2 separate regions of the Homo sapiens genome follow, and region 1 is linked to region 2. A link is an interaction called in ENCODE POLR2A ChIA-PET data of the cell type or tissue named here. Cell type or tissue: PC-9. All regions are shown on one strand. Each heading gives the region's core, and the rest is flanking DNA. Links, peaks and the distances in the headings are about the cores only. Region 1 overlaps MED13L (mediator complex subunit 13L). Region 2 overlaps FBXW8 (F-box and WD repeat domain containing 8).

Region 1 (6,569 bases), core at 462-5,461, 770 kb after region 2:
ACAAAGAGATGAAATTTTAATGAAATGTACAGTAATCATTGGGACCACATTAGTTAGCTCTTTATTATTTTGTGCTGCTGCTTTGAAATAGCAGGATGTGGCACATTTATAATCCCTTTCTCTTGAGAATCAGTTACTGTAAAGTTGAAGATTTAATTTAAAAAGCAAGAGAAGCTGTTATGGAATTAAATATGTAGATGTGGCTGATATGATCTGTAAATAACTTTATTCACAAACACAGTACCACCTTTTTAATTCCATACATTTAAATATATCCTTTCATATCTTTTAAATATTAAATCATTTTGACAAACAGCTTACAAAACAAGGTATCAGTAGTGATACTTGAGTGCTTTTTTCTTAAAATCTCTAAAATTCAATTAAAATGTAAGTTGAAAGTATATAGGAATGTGAACTGTAAGTTAGAGTGATAAAAAGTGAATTATAGAAGATTTTTCTTTTAATTACCTGCTCACCTTTCTAAGTCTAATTATATATAAAAGTAATGAGAGGAAATTGTATTCTGGTATTATTTAGACTTTAGTAGATAAAAAATAGTGTTCAAATCCATCTGCTTCTTTTTCTGTCCACTTGGTTAAAATGTATTCTGGCATTCTCTGGGCAGACAGCCAGTTCTAAAATAACCACTTCTATTGAAACAGTTTTTGTGATGTCTACATAAACTCTGAGATTGCGACCTCCATTTGTTGGACATAATAATCTCAGAGGCTTTACTTTGATCCTGTAGTATTCAGTGGCACAAAATAGAGAATTCATTTATTTATTTTAAGAGGCTTCTAAATAAATAGAATACTGTCGATCTTTAACTCTTAATGTTGCCTTTGTTTTAAAACTTAGAAAAACTCAGAAAATCCTTTCCTAGAAAGTTGTGGTGGTGATTTTTTGTTTGTTGAAGTTGTTGTTGAAGGAAGGTAGGATTGAACATATTTTTCAGTTTCCCTAGAGAATAAGATGTTAAGAACTATTGGTTGATTGTTGACATGAGCCAGTTCTTTTTAAATTTCTGGATTTGTTACAGAATAGAAAAATATCTAAATACAGTTGAACTGCTCACTAGTCACGTGAGGTTACTTCAGCTTTCTGTGTTTTACTGTCATCTGTAGAATGGGGGATATTAATTGTACCTATCTTGTAAGGTTATAGAAATTAAATGAGATAATATAGAAATTAAGTGACGTAGTAAATTCCACTATTTGAAAATTATCAACATTACCACAATGCTAGTCACATGAGCATTAATTTTGATTCCTCATCGCTTCTTTTCCTTATTTCATTTTATCCCTAATTTTTGTCTGTCACTTTGTTGGTAGATTTATTTGCAGATACTAAATCTTTTATAATATAATCTCACTGGAGTGCATCATATACTCTGTTTTTCTCTTTCAGATTCTTAGAGTTAATACCATGTATTGTTTAAATATCACCAAATCGGACTTATCTTTGCCAATTAGTTCTACAGACGTAGACATATACTCCACTACTGTCACCAGCAGCAAATAGGACCACGCTGAGATTGGCTCTGAATTTAAATAGTTGGATTTCTGAAATAGGATATTTTCTTTGAATACTAATTCTGAAGAACCGATCTTCTTCCAGAATTCTAATAATTAGTTGATTACTGATAATGTCAAAGTAGATTTCAAATGCCTCAAATATCCCATCCCCTCTTCCCTTCACCTTCCCCTTCATTCCCAGTTGAAGTCATCCTAGGTTTTGAGATAAGCTCTTGCCTTGTCTTGCAGTATGTAGAATAAGAGATGACCACAATCTGTTTCTCGGTTTTTTTTTTTTTTTCCCCTTGAATTTCTGCTCTGACCTGCGTTCATCTGTTTCCTGTTTGGGTTCTGGATCCTTGCAGCTTGCATCCCTAAGCTCCTCATCTACTGCTTACCTTTCAGTATCCAATTTAATTGTTTTGTTTTTACTCCGGACTGTCTTCTATTCAGAAAATACCAGCGGGCTGTGGCAACCAGTAATCTGATCCTGCCAGGTCTCACCTCCATCTTATATGTAATCATTGCCTCTTTGCTCCTACTGTTGCTGGTGCAAGGGACTTGCCTCGCATTGACTTTATGCTTGGGCACTAAGGGCTCAGTATTGATAGCATATCTTTTAAAACACACTGGGATTTTCACCCCTTTCTCCAGAAGTACAGTTTGAAGTTTGAAGAGAATAAAAGTTTGTCTTTGTGGGGACCACAAAAGCACCATAATAACGTAATGTTTGCATTATAAGACTAAATATTGTGGGAGAATGCTGGTGTATTCACCTTTGTGAGAAACAACTTCACTATTCAACAGATATTTGTGTGCTTTCTGTAAAACGGAGAGGTAGTAGGATGCATAGTGCTCTTGCACTCAGGTAGTTCAGTTATGTTGAGAAGAGGAGACTTAGACAAAACCGTTGCCAAAGAAAGGAGTAGTATACTACTGATAGACTTGTATATGGCATAAAGTGTAGATCCTTGAGGAGTTTAGGGAAGAGGGAGATTAACAAAGGCTGGAGTGCTGAAGGATTCGTGTAATTTGTTCTGTTTTTCAGATACATAGTAGGCACTGTGCTGGTGCTGGGGATACAGCTGTGAAGATAGACATGGTCCCTGTCCTCAGACAGTTTATTTTTTGGGAGATAAGTATATTAAGTAAATCAAGTAAATTCTAGTATAGTGAACTATACTTGGGGTATAAGTATATTAAGTAAATCTTAGTGTAGTATACTAGTATAGTGAATATTATGAAAGGCATAGCACAGGGTGGTTAATGAAGGGAAGAACATTTAAGTATGGGAAATACGACAAAGATGAAAAAGTTTTTTGATTTATGTTTTGGTGGCAAGTGTTGAGGCTGTGCAATCTGGATTTTTAGGATACAGCTTGACTGCTATAGTACAAGTCCTAAAATAACAGCAGTGGATACCAGTTTCTCTCCTTCTCTCTCGCTTGCTCTCTCAATATCCTGAGAGCAAAAGCCTAGGACTATTACGGTAGTTTTATCATGGTGTCAAGAATCTGGGCTCCTTCTGTCTAGTTGCTCTTTCATCCTCAATGTTCAGCTTCTGTCTTGTACTCCAGCCTTGGAGCCACATTGTGTGTCCACATCACAGAAAAAGGCAAAGGGAGATATTTTGCTCTACTCGGCAGTTTTATGACTTAGGCATAATGGCCACCCCTACTTTAGGAGGGAGGGCTGATAAGAAGTCCGTACTTGTTAGTTATATATCCTCTAATTTGAGGGAACACTTCAGATAAAATATATTTGCATTTTGAGAACTCTGAGCTTAAATATTCTTACAAAATAAGGTACATAAAACCTCTTCTGAACTTAAACATTTTCTTTTAAAACTTCGCTTAGTAGTTTATACCTTTGATGCATTGATACTTGTGGTAAGGAGGAGGTTGGTACTTGGAAACTTGGCCTGCAATGTGCAACATCTTTTCCTTAACTTGCCACTGATGCTAGACTTTGAAATGAACACCCCTGCCTCCCCATCAGATGTATTGAACTTCATTTTGGACTATAAAAGTTTTTTTTTTTTTTTTTTTTTAAGTAATTGGAGACTTTACATTTACACTGTGCTGCCTACAATCCAGTATTCCTTCATTTGTTAATTTGGAGTTAAAAATGGAATCCTAATGGATGTACTCATATCTTATGTATAATATATGCTTCAGTGGAAAGTTGTAAGTTATAACTTGCTGGAGACATTCATCATATGGTTGGAAAGATATTTATACTACTGCAAAAATAAAAAAAACTGATGAACTTGAACCTTAACATATTGCTAATAATTATTATAAGCTTAAAGAATTTCATGTTTTTGTAGAAATAAAAATGATAGTTATTTACGATAATAGCATGAAGTAAAATGAGAGGTTTAAGAAAAACCATTCTAGAGTGAATTGTCTATAGAAACGTGAAAGTAATTGCACAGAAATTTTTCCCTTATTGAGTTGAGTAAGAAAAATAGAGTATAAATTTATATACACAATAATGGAAATGATATTTTCTACCCTCCACCTTACTATTTCTAATATGAAAATACATACTGGTCCTATAATTATGTATCTGATTATTTTATTAAAATGGAAGAGTGAATAAGTGCTTGGGACCTAGAATCAATATATTTAGTTTTTTGTGTTTTGAAGAACAGACACAATTTTTATGAATAACAACAGCAAAGAATAGTTAATATATTAACAGTTTCAAGGTTTTTTTTTCCCCTTAAATCTTGTTTATAGAAAAGTGTGAACCATACATTCTTTGTTGAAGACTGTGTGGCAAAATGTAACTTCAGCGGTGAAATGAACTCTAGCACTGCCCACAGCGCTAATAGGCTTGGATCAAAAGGTATTATTTTGGTGTTGTAAACGTTTTCATGAGAAAACGTGAAATACCTATTGTGTGGCCGAACTGTGGTATGTTTGCTCTGTCAAGACTGTTGACCTTTCATCGTTACATTTAATTGATTTAAAAGAAATTTGGCATTTGGAAGTATTCAGAACATTAAAGAGAACGTCGTTTTTTGAGACAGAGTCTTGCTCTGTCACTCAGGTTGGAGTGCAGTGACATGATCATGGCTCACTGCAGTCTGGAACCTCTGGGCTCAAGCAATCCTCCCACCTCAGTTTCCCAAGTAGCTGGGACTTTGGGTGTGTACCACCCACACCTGGCTAATTTTTAAATTTTTTGTAGAGACGGTTTCTCTGTGTTGCCTAGGCTGATCTTGAACTCCTGGACTCAAGTAATCCTCCCGCCTTGGCCTCCCAAAGTGCTGTGATTACAGGCATGAGCCCCTGTGCCTGGCCATAAGAGAATATCTTGGCCGGTGGTGGTGGCTCACGCCTGTAATCCCAACACTTACGGAGGTCAAGGCAGGTGGATCACTTGAGGTCAAGAGTTTGAGACCAGCCTGGCCAACATGGTGAAACCTCATCTCTACTAAAAATACAGAAATTAGCCAGGTGTAGTGTTGTGTGCCTGAAGTCCCAGCTGCTTGGGAGGCTGAGGTAGGAGAATTGCTTAAACCTGGGAGGCAGAGGTTGCAGTGAGCCGAGATTGTGCCAGCTGCATTCCAGCCTGGGTGACAGAGTGAGACTCTTTTTCAAAAACAAAAACACCACCACCATCAACACACAATTAAATAAAAAGAATATCTTTATCGAAAAATATTGCTTTAAAAATTCAATACTTATTTTCTGTGGTTGGATTTAATACCTAACTTTTCATAGATTTTAAAAAGTAAAAGTTAAGAATATGTGTCTTTTATGCTATGTTGGTACTTGACATTTTATTGAGTTACTAATGTGTCTCGTAAGCACTACTGCCACAAATTTTTCATTCTTAAGTAATACTTAATTATCTGGAACCCTCAGAGAATGTCATTCTGAACAGAGAGTTTCCTGGAGAAGGTGAGTTTGATCTCACAACATGGGAAAAACAAATCGTTTGCATGGAATTATTTCTTTAAAAAAGTAGAGTTTTCCTTTCTTAAAAGTATGCTTACTAGAAATAACCTAATTATTTATTGGGTGGTGGGAAGTTGAATCTATGTTTTCATTGTTAGTGCCACTAATTGCTCTTGGTAACAAGAGTTCCAACTCCAGACTTATTGCAGGTGTGAGTGAGGATCCATTCAAGAGAAGCAGTGTTGTTCAGTAATTAATAGGACGGGCTTTTGGAGTCAGGCATGGGTTAAAATCCTCTCTTTCTCCTGGGTACTTGCTGTTTGACTTTGTTTTGGCAAACCACCACATTTCATTTTCTTCATTTGCAAAGTGGGGAATTAAGAGTCACAATGCTTCATTGAGTGTGAGGATTACATGAGTTAACACATGGAAATCAGTTAGCACAGCATTTCACTCATAGAAAATTCAGTAAGTATAAACTGTTGTTAATGTTACCACTATTTCTGCTATTGCTACAAGAGCAGTGCTCCGGGCAGCTGTGATTTTTGTTGTTGTTATACCTACTATTGAGTAGTTTTCCTTTCACCGACATTGATTTGTGTATACGCATTAAGGCCATTTCTGTTTTTAATGAAGGAGTTATCTGAATGTTGTCAGTTTGGGGATGAGAAGAACTTGTGAGGCCATGGTGTCAATAAGCCTTCCGTGTGCTTATGGGAAAATACATTCTCAGCACAAAGGGAGCATTAAACCAGATATACTATTTGCATATTAAAGTTAGAAAGATTTTTCTGTTTGGTTTCAAAATTTCCTGCAGTAAGGGGGAATGGGTTAAAATAGAAGCAAGTGTGTATATATTTGTGTCTAGTCTGTGTCTTTCAAAAGGAATCATTTACTTCCTGTGAGGAGTTGCCATAGGAATACTGCTATTATTTCTTCCAGGAGAGTGAATTTAACTTGCTTTTGGCCTTTAAGGGGGCACAACACTTAACTTTAATTCTTTATTGTATGTGGTTAAAACTGATTTTTGTTGTTAATGACATATATCTGGTTATTGCTATTACAGAAATTGATTGCTTCCTGCTCCCTTCTCTGCAATTATTTGTGGTGGTGGGATAGAGACTTGTGGTAGCTATCAGAATGT
Region 2 (6,569 bases), core at 751-5,750:
ATGTAAAACTAGTGACATCAACAAGATTTGTGAATTGTGCCAATGTCAGGTCCTGGTTTGCTACTGTTCTGTAGTTATGCGGGATATTACCAATGGAGGAAACTGGGGGAAGGGTACACAGGAACTCTCTGTACTATTTTTTGCAACTTCCTATGAATTTATAATAATTTTTAAAGTTTAAAAAATGAATATTGGTAAATACCTAAAAGCCATCACTCCTCAGAATTATTCACACTGTAATATAATGGCAGACTTACTTTTCTCCTAAAAACCAATTTGTAATTTTGAAACCAACAACTGTATCATTGTTATCGACTAAAAAATTGTCTCCTTTAAATACCAGGAATCCTGTGGGCACAAAAAAAGATGAACATAAAATTATAAATAGCAAGATTACAAACCTGTTCAATGAACTGTCCAACAAGTAACTTTGCTTACTAAAAGCTACACTGTTTTCAAGATGTTTCGGCAAGAAACACTCCCACAGAGAGATTAAGTCCCTCGAGGGACAACTATTGAAAGGAAGGAGCTGGAGACCTCAGCATCAAAAGTACACACAGATCACAAACTAATGTAGCAGGACTTCAGTTTTCAAAACATAAAGCCTCAAAAGCAAAAAAAAGAGGAGGGGATATGGAAAGGAGGCAAAGTCAAAGCAAAATCAGTCTCCGGCATGGTTTGTGGGATAATTAAATCTCAAAGGCCTCCCAGTAACAGAGTTTCTTACTGTTAGTCAGTTACCAATTTGGCATAAAGATCTAAGCAAACAGGTTTTCTCCAAGGGCATACATTTAGTTCATGGTGCCAATTCCACATAACTGGCCCAATTTCACTAAAATCCCAAGGCACCTAGATTAAAAGAGAGATGGAGAGAGAGAAAAAAAGCAAGCCCCTCTAAAATAAAATCATAAAGCAGCAGGACATTCCACAGAAGGATTTCCTCCCTGTTTCAAAATAAAAACACCCCAAGAAACAAATGAAAGTGCTACTTATTTTTATTACTTTGTGGTTTTAATTTTAATGATTGATGAAACAAAGCCAATTCTACAAACTACTGGCCATCTATTGTCATTCTCATGTAAGAGCTCCATAAAACTCCTGACTTCACAGATCACAGCTAACTTAGTCACTGTACGCTAACGGGGTTCTGTTTAAGAATATTTTCTATTCTTATATATGTGCTCTAACAACTGGGTTAACAACAACAACAAAAAGCCAAATCCAACTGGCCATAGAGGGAAGAATTCTGGTGGACAATTGGACTACTGTGTTGCAAATTAAACTGTTCACACCTGCAGAATAATATCACCAGCATAACCAATCTACCCTGTAATGCAGCCCCATTGTACCAAAAGGGGATCTCTTCTTCCACTAGATTCTATCTTTCTCTGATAAACTCTTTGGATGAGAAAACCAGCAGCAGATGTGAAAGCCACATGGCTCTCTACAAAGCAGGGGAGCAAAAAGCAATGTTAAAAGAAATGATTTCTTAAACAGCAGCTCGCTATCAAGAATGAAGATTTTATCATCTAATGCTGACTTTGTGTAAAGCAGCTAGCTATTAGACCCTGTTCCAAGACTTCGGCTAACAGCATCAGGCTGAAATCCAGGAATTGGCCTCATTTAGCTACACTCTTGTTTTCAACTCTTGGGAGCAGGCCAATGTGTAAAGTTAGAATATAACAAATCAAATTTCCAAGGGGAAAGAAAACAATATAGGTACTCATGCTTAATGCAACTCATAGGCTCTGAGCACAGTTTACACTTCAGCACATTTTTTTTAAGTGAATTTTAGCCTTTAAATAATTTCCATCATTTCCTAAAGACACACACTCCGCATCAAAAAATATCTGCCAATGCCCCCACTTAAGCAATACTAACAACAATAATCAAGAATATTGAAAATTCTTTCAAATTCATATTCAAGTAGAAAAACGATTAAGCAAAATGCTTCACAAAGAAAGATTAGAACGGCTGGGCACAGTGGCTCACGCCTGTAATCCCAGCACTTTGGGAGGCCGAGGCAGGTGGATCACGAGGTCAAGAGATGGAGACCATCCTGGCCAACATGGTGAAACCCCGTCTCTACTAAAAATACAAAAATTAGCTGGGCATGGTGGCGCACCTGTAGTCCCAGCTACTTGGGAGGCTGAGGCAGGAGAATAGCTTGAACCTGGGAGGCAGAGGTTGCAGTGAGCCGAGATCGCGCCACTGCACTCCAGCCTGGTGACAGCGAGACTCCGTCAAAGAAAAAGAAAGAGTAGAACACCATAAACTGTCTAAATGGTCCTGTATCATGTGTGATTTCACTGAACTGCCATGGAGGTAGCAAGCTCCAGAGTCTAAATTTGGGTACAGTTTTCACCACTCTCAAACCGCCTTCATATGCTGAACTTCATAGTCTTGCTGGTGCTTTGAATTTTATGTTCAGTTTTCCTACCAGTGAATTTTGCAAACCCTTGCTCTTGAAGCTGTAAACACCTGTGTAAAATGCAGTATAGAATCCAGGGATGAAAATGCTAACCATTAAACAAACTAATTTTTTGGCAGTTATGGAGAATGGATACTCCAGTGTCTCCTAGAGAATACAGTTGTCCATCAAAGGCCAAATGGTTAGCAATCATACACCCATTTAACTTACGAAAAATCAACAGAAATCTATAAATGTAATACAATGCATTAACAGAATGAAGGAGAAAAACGATGTGATCACCTCAGGTGCAGAAAAAGCATCTGACAAAATTCAAGATCCTTTCATGATAAAAACTCTTAATAAATGAGGTATAGAAGAAATGTACTTTAACACAATAAAGGCCACATGTGACAAAACCAAAGCTAAAGTCATACTTAGTAAAAAGTTGAAAGCTTTTCTTCAGGAATAAGACAAGGATGCACACTCTCACCATTTCCATTCAACATAGTACTAGAAGTCTTAGTCACAGCAATTAGGCAACAGAAAGAAATAAAAGGCATCCAAGCAGAAAGGAGGAAGTTAATCTGTTCCTGTTTACAGACAATATAAACATAAACATAGGAAACCCTAAATACTCCACCAAGAAACTAATAAACAAATTCAGTTATGGGTACAAAATCAATATACAAAAATCAGTAGAGTTTCTATATACTAACAACAAGCTATCTGTAAAAGAAATCAAGAAAATAACCCCATTCACAATAGCCACACCAAAAATAAATACTTAGGAACAAATTCAACCAAGGAAGCTAAAGACCAGTATGCTGAAAACTATAAAACACTAAGGAGAAAACGGATGATACAAATAAATAGAAAGATATTCCATGTTCATGGATTGGAAGAATATTATCAAAATGTCCATACTACTCAAAGTGAGTGAAATGCAATCTCTATAAAAATTCCAAAGACATTTTCACAGATACAGGAAAAAAAAAAGATAAAATTTGCATAAAAACACAAAACACTGCAAATAGCCAAAGCAATCCTGAGCAAAAAGAACAATGCTGGAGGCATCACAATACCTCATTTCAAAATATACTACAAAGCTATAGCAATGTACACAGCATGTCACTGGCATAAAAACAGATATATAGACCAGTAAAACAGAACTGAGAGCCCAGAAATAAGCCTGTGCATTTACAGTCAACTGATTTTCAATGAAGGTGCTAACAACACACAATGGGGAAAAAAGTCTCCAATAAATGGTGTTGTGAGAACTGGATATCCACATACAGAAGAATGAAATTAGATCCCATCTCACACTATTATAAAGAAGTGAACTCTTACTTGAAGCCAGGAGTTCGAGACTAGCCTGGGTAACAAAGCAAGACCCTGTCCTTACAAAAAATTTAAAAGTTAGCTGGGCATGTTGGCGTGAGCCTATAGTCCCAGCTACTCGGGAGGTTGAGGTGGGAGAATCACGTGAGCCCAAAAGTTTGAGGCTACAGTGAGCTACGATTGTACCACTGCATGCCAGCCTGGGCAACAGAGTGAGGCTCTGTCTCAATAAAAAAAATAAAAATAAGTTCAAAACGGATTAAAATCTTAAACATAAGACTTGAAACTGTAAAACTATGGGAAAGAAACTTAGGGGAAAAACTCCATGACACTGGTATAGGTAATGATTTTTTGGATATGACCCCAAAAGAACAGGCAACAAAAACAGACAAATGGGATTACATCAAACTAAAAAGCTTTTGTACAGCAAAGGAAACAATCAACAGAATACAGAGACAACCTATAAAAGAGAAAAAATATTTCCAAACCATATATCTCATAAGCAGTTAATATCCAAAATATTACATAAGGAACTCAAACAACTCAATAGCAAGAAGACAAAAAACCCAATTTAAAAATGAGCAAAGGACCTGAATAGACATTTCTCAAAAGAAGACATACAAATGGCCAATAGGTATATTTAAAAATGCTCAACAATACTAATCATCAGAGAAATGCAAATTAAACTACACCTGTTAGAATGGCTATTACCAAAAAGACAAAACAAGTGCTGGCAAAGACATGGAGAGAAGGGAACCCTTGCACACTGTTAGTGGGAATGGAAATTAGCACAGCCATTAAGGAAACAGGTTCCTTAGAATATTAAAAATATAACTACCATATGATTCAGCAATTCTGGTTGCTGGGTATACATCCAAAGGAAGTGAAATCAGTTTGTCAAAGTGATCTCTGTACTGCCAGGCTCATTGCAACATTATTCACAACAGCCAAGATACAGAATCAACAGATAAATGATACATAATGTGGCATGTATACACAATGGAATACTATTCAGCCTTTAGAAAAAAAAAGAAGGAAATCATGTCATTTACAACAACATGGTGGATGAACCTAGAGGGCATTATGTTAAGTGAAATAAGCCAGCCACAGAAAGACAAATATTGCATGATCTCACTTAAATGTAGAATCTAAAAAAGTTGAGCTCATAGAAGTAGAGAGTAGAATGGCGGTTACCAGTGGCTGGCGGGGCAGGATGGGACACTGGAAAGATGTCAAAGGATACAAAATTTCAGTTAGATGAGAGAAATAAGTTCAGAGCTCTACTGTACAACACAGTGACTTCAGTTAATGATGTATACTTGAAAATCACTAAGAGATAGATTTTAAGTGTTCTCACCACAGAAAATAAGTATGTGAGGTAATACATGTTAGTTACCTCAACTGAGCCATTCCACAATGCATAGATATTTCAAAAATCATGTTATACCTGATACATATATATAACTTTATTTGTCCATTTAAAAAAATAAAATGAAATTTTTAAAAAAAGAAAAATCAGTCCAGGCCCAGTGGCTCATGCCTGTAATCCCAGCACTTTGGGAGGCTGAGGTGGGTGGATTACTTGAGGTCAGGAGTTCAAGACCAGCCTGGCCAACATGACAAAATCGTGTCTCTACTAAAAATACAAAAATTAGCTGCATGTGGTGGCATGAGCCTGTAATCCCAGCTATGCGGGTGGCTGAGGCAAGAGAATAGCTTGAACCCAGGAGGCAGAGGTTGCAGGAAGCCGAGATCGCGCCACTGCACTCCAGCCTCGGTGACAGAGCAAGACTCTGTCTCAAAAAAAGAAAAGAAAAATCAATCACACACTCTTGGCCAAAAAGACGAGAACAAGAGAACGATGTTAATGGCATAAACCTTTGCCTCTCTCAAAGTGTGGCCAAAGCCACACTGGCATCCCCTGCTTAGAAAGCAGACCATCAATGGGGCCGGGCGCGGTGGCTCATGCCTGTAATCCCAGCACTTTGAGAGGCCAAGGCGGGCAGATCACCTGAGATCAGGAGTTTGAGACCAGGCTGGCCAGTGAAATCCCATCTCTACTAAAAATACAAAAATTAGCTGGGCATGGCAGCACATGCCCGCAGTCCCAGCTACTCGGGAGGCTGAGGCAGGAGAACTGCTTGGGCCTGGGAGGCAGAGGTTGCAGTGAGCCAAGATCGTCCCACTGCACTCCAGCCTGGGCGACAGAGCAAAACTCCATCTCAAAAAAAAAGAAAGTTGACTGTCAGGCCCCACCGCAGACTTCCTGAATCTGAATCTGCATTTTATCAAGATTCCCCCATGATTCCTAAACACAATGCAGTTTGGCCTAAATGATATCTCCCACCATTCCACTCCACAGGCATATGCCCCAGAGTAAGTGTGAGACGGGTGACATTGATCTGTAATTCCCTTGGTGGGTCTCAGTTCTCACCTGCCTTGCACCTCACTGAGTGAGATCCTAAAGTTTAAAGGGTAATTTGGACTATACACCTAAAACATGACTTCACCTAAAACATGTTCTGTCCTCGTGCTGACCCCCTCAGCTACCAACCTAATAACAGGCTCGATTTAACCAAGGGCTCACATCTTTGCATTAAAAACTGTGAGTGCATTAACAGCACAGACAAGCTCAATAAAGGCTTAGCACCAAGTTGTCGGCCACCAGCACACTGCCACAGGTCAGCCATAACTCAGACTGCAGGGAGAAAAGAGCTCTTGGGTCACAGAAAGATACACACCGAGTAGTGATGTGGAACATAATCCTCTAAGGTCAAGGTGGCTTTCCTTCAAGTAAACTTGCCATCCAATTCATTAA

The links. ChIA-PET counts read pairs that join two places held together with the same protein. Peaks named below come from ENCODE experiments on the same cell type or tissue, not always from the same donor. Only the 100,000 strongest peaks of a DNase experiment are listed, where the experiment ranks them.
Region 1: POLR2A ChIA-PET joins it to region 2 with 5 read pairs; 1 of 35 experiments calls an interaction of 5 or more read pairs at or near these places.

What each region holds. Positions count from the first base shown.
Region 1 is chr12:116,153,398-116,159,966 of GRCh38, reverse strand. The region is part of intron 2 of MED13L (mediator complex subunit 13L); the gene reads left to right. Among named protein-coding and RNA genes, the nearest start is that of MIR620, 8.0 kb to the right of the region's middle. RefSeq lists an enhancer at 5,525-6,070. In PC-9, for the core only: no CTCF peak of the experiment used is centred there; no DNase peak of the experiment used is centred there; H3K27ac peaks cover 593 bases.
Region 2 is chr12:116,928,235-116,934,803 of GRCh38, reverse strand. The region is part of intron 2 of FBXW8 (F-box and WD repeat domain containing 8); the gene reads right to left. Among named protein-coding and RNA genes, the nearest start is that of FBXW8, 21 kb to the right of the region's middle. In PC-9, for the core only: no CTCF peak of the experiment used is centred there; a DNase peak (open chromatin) is centred at 2,943; H3K27ac peaks cover 896 bases.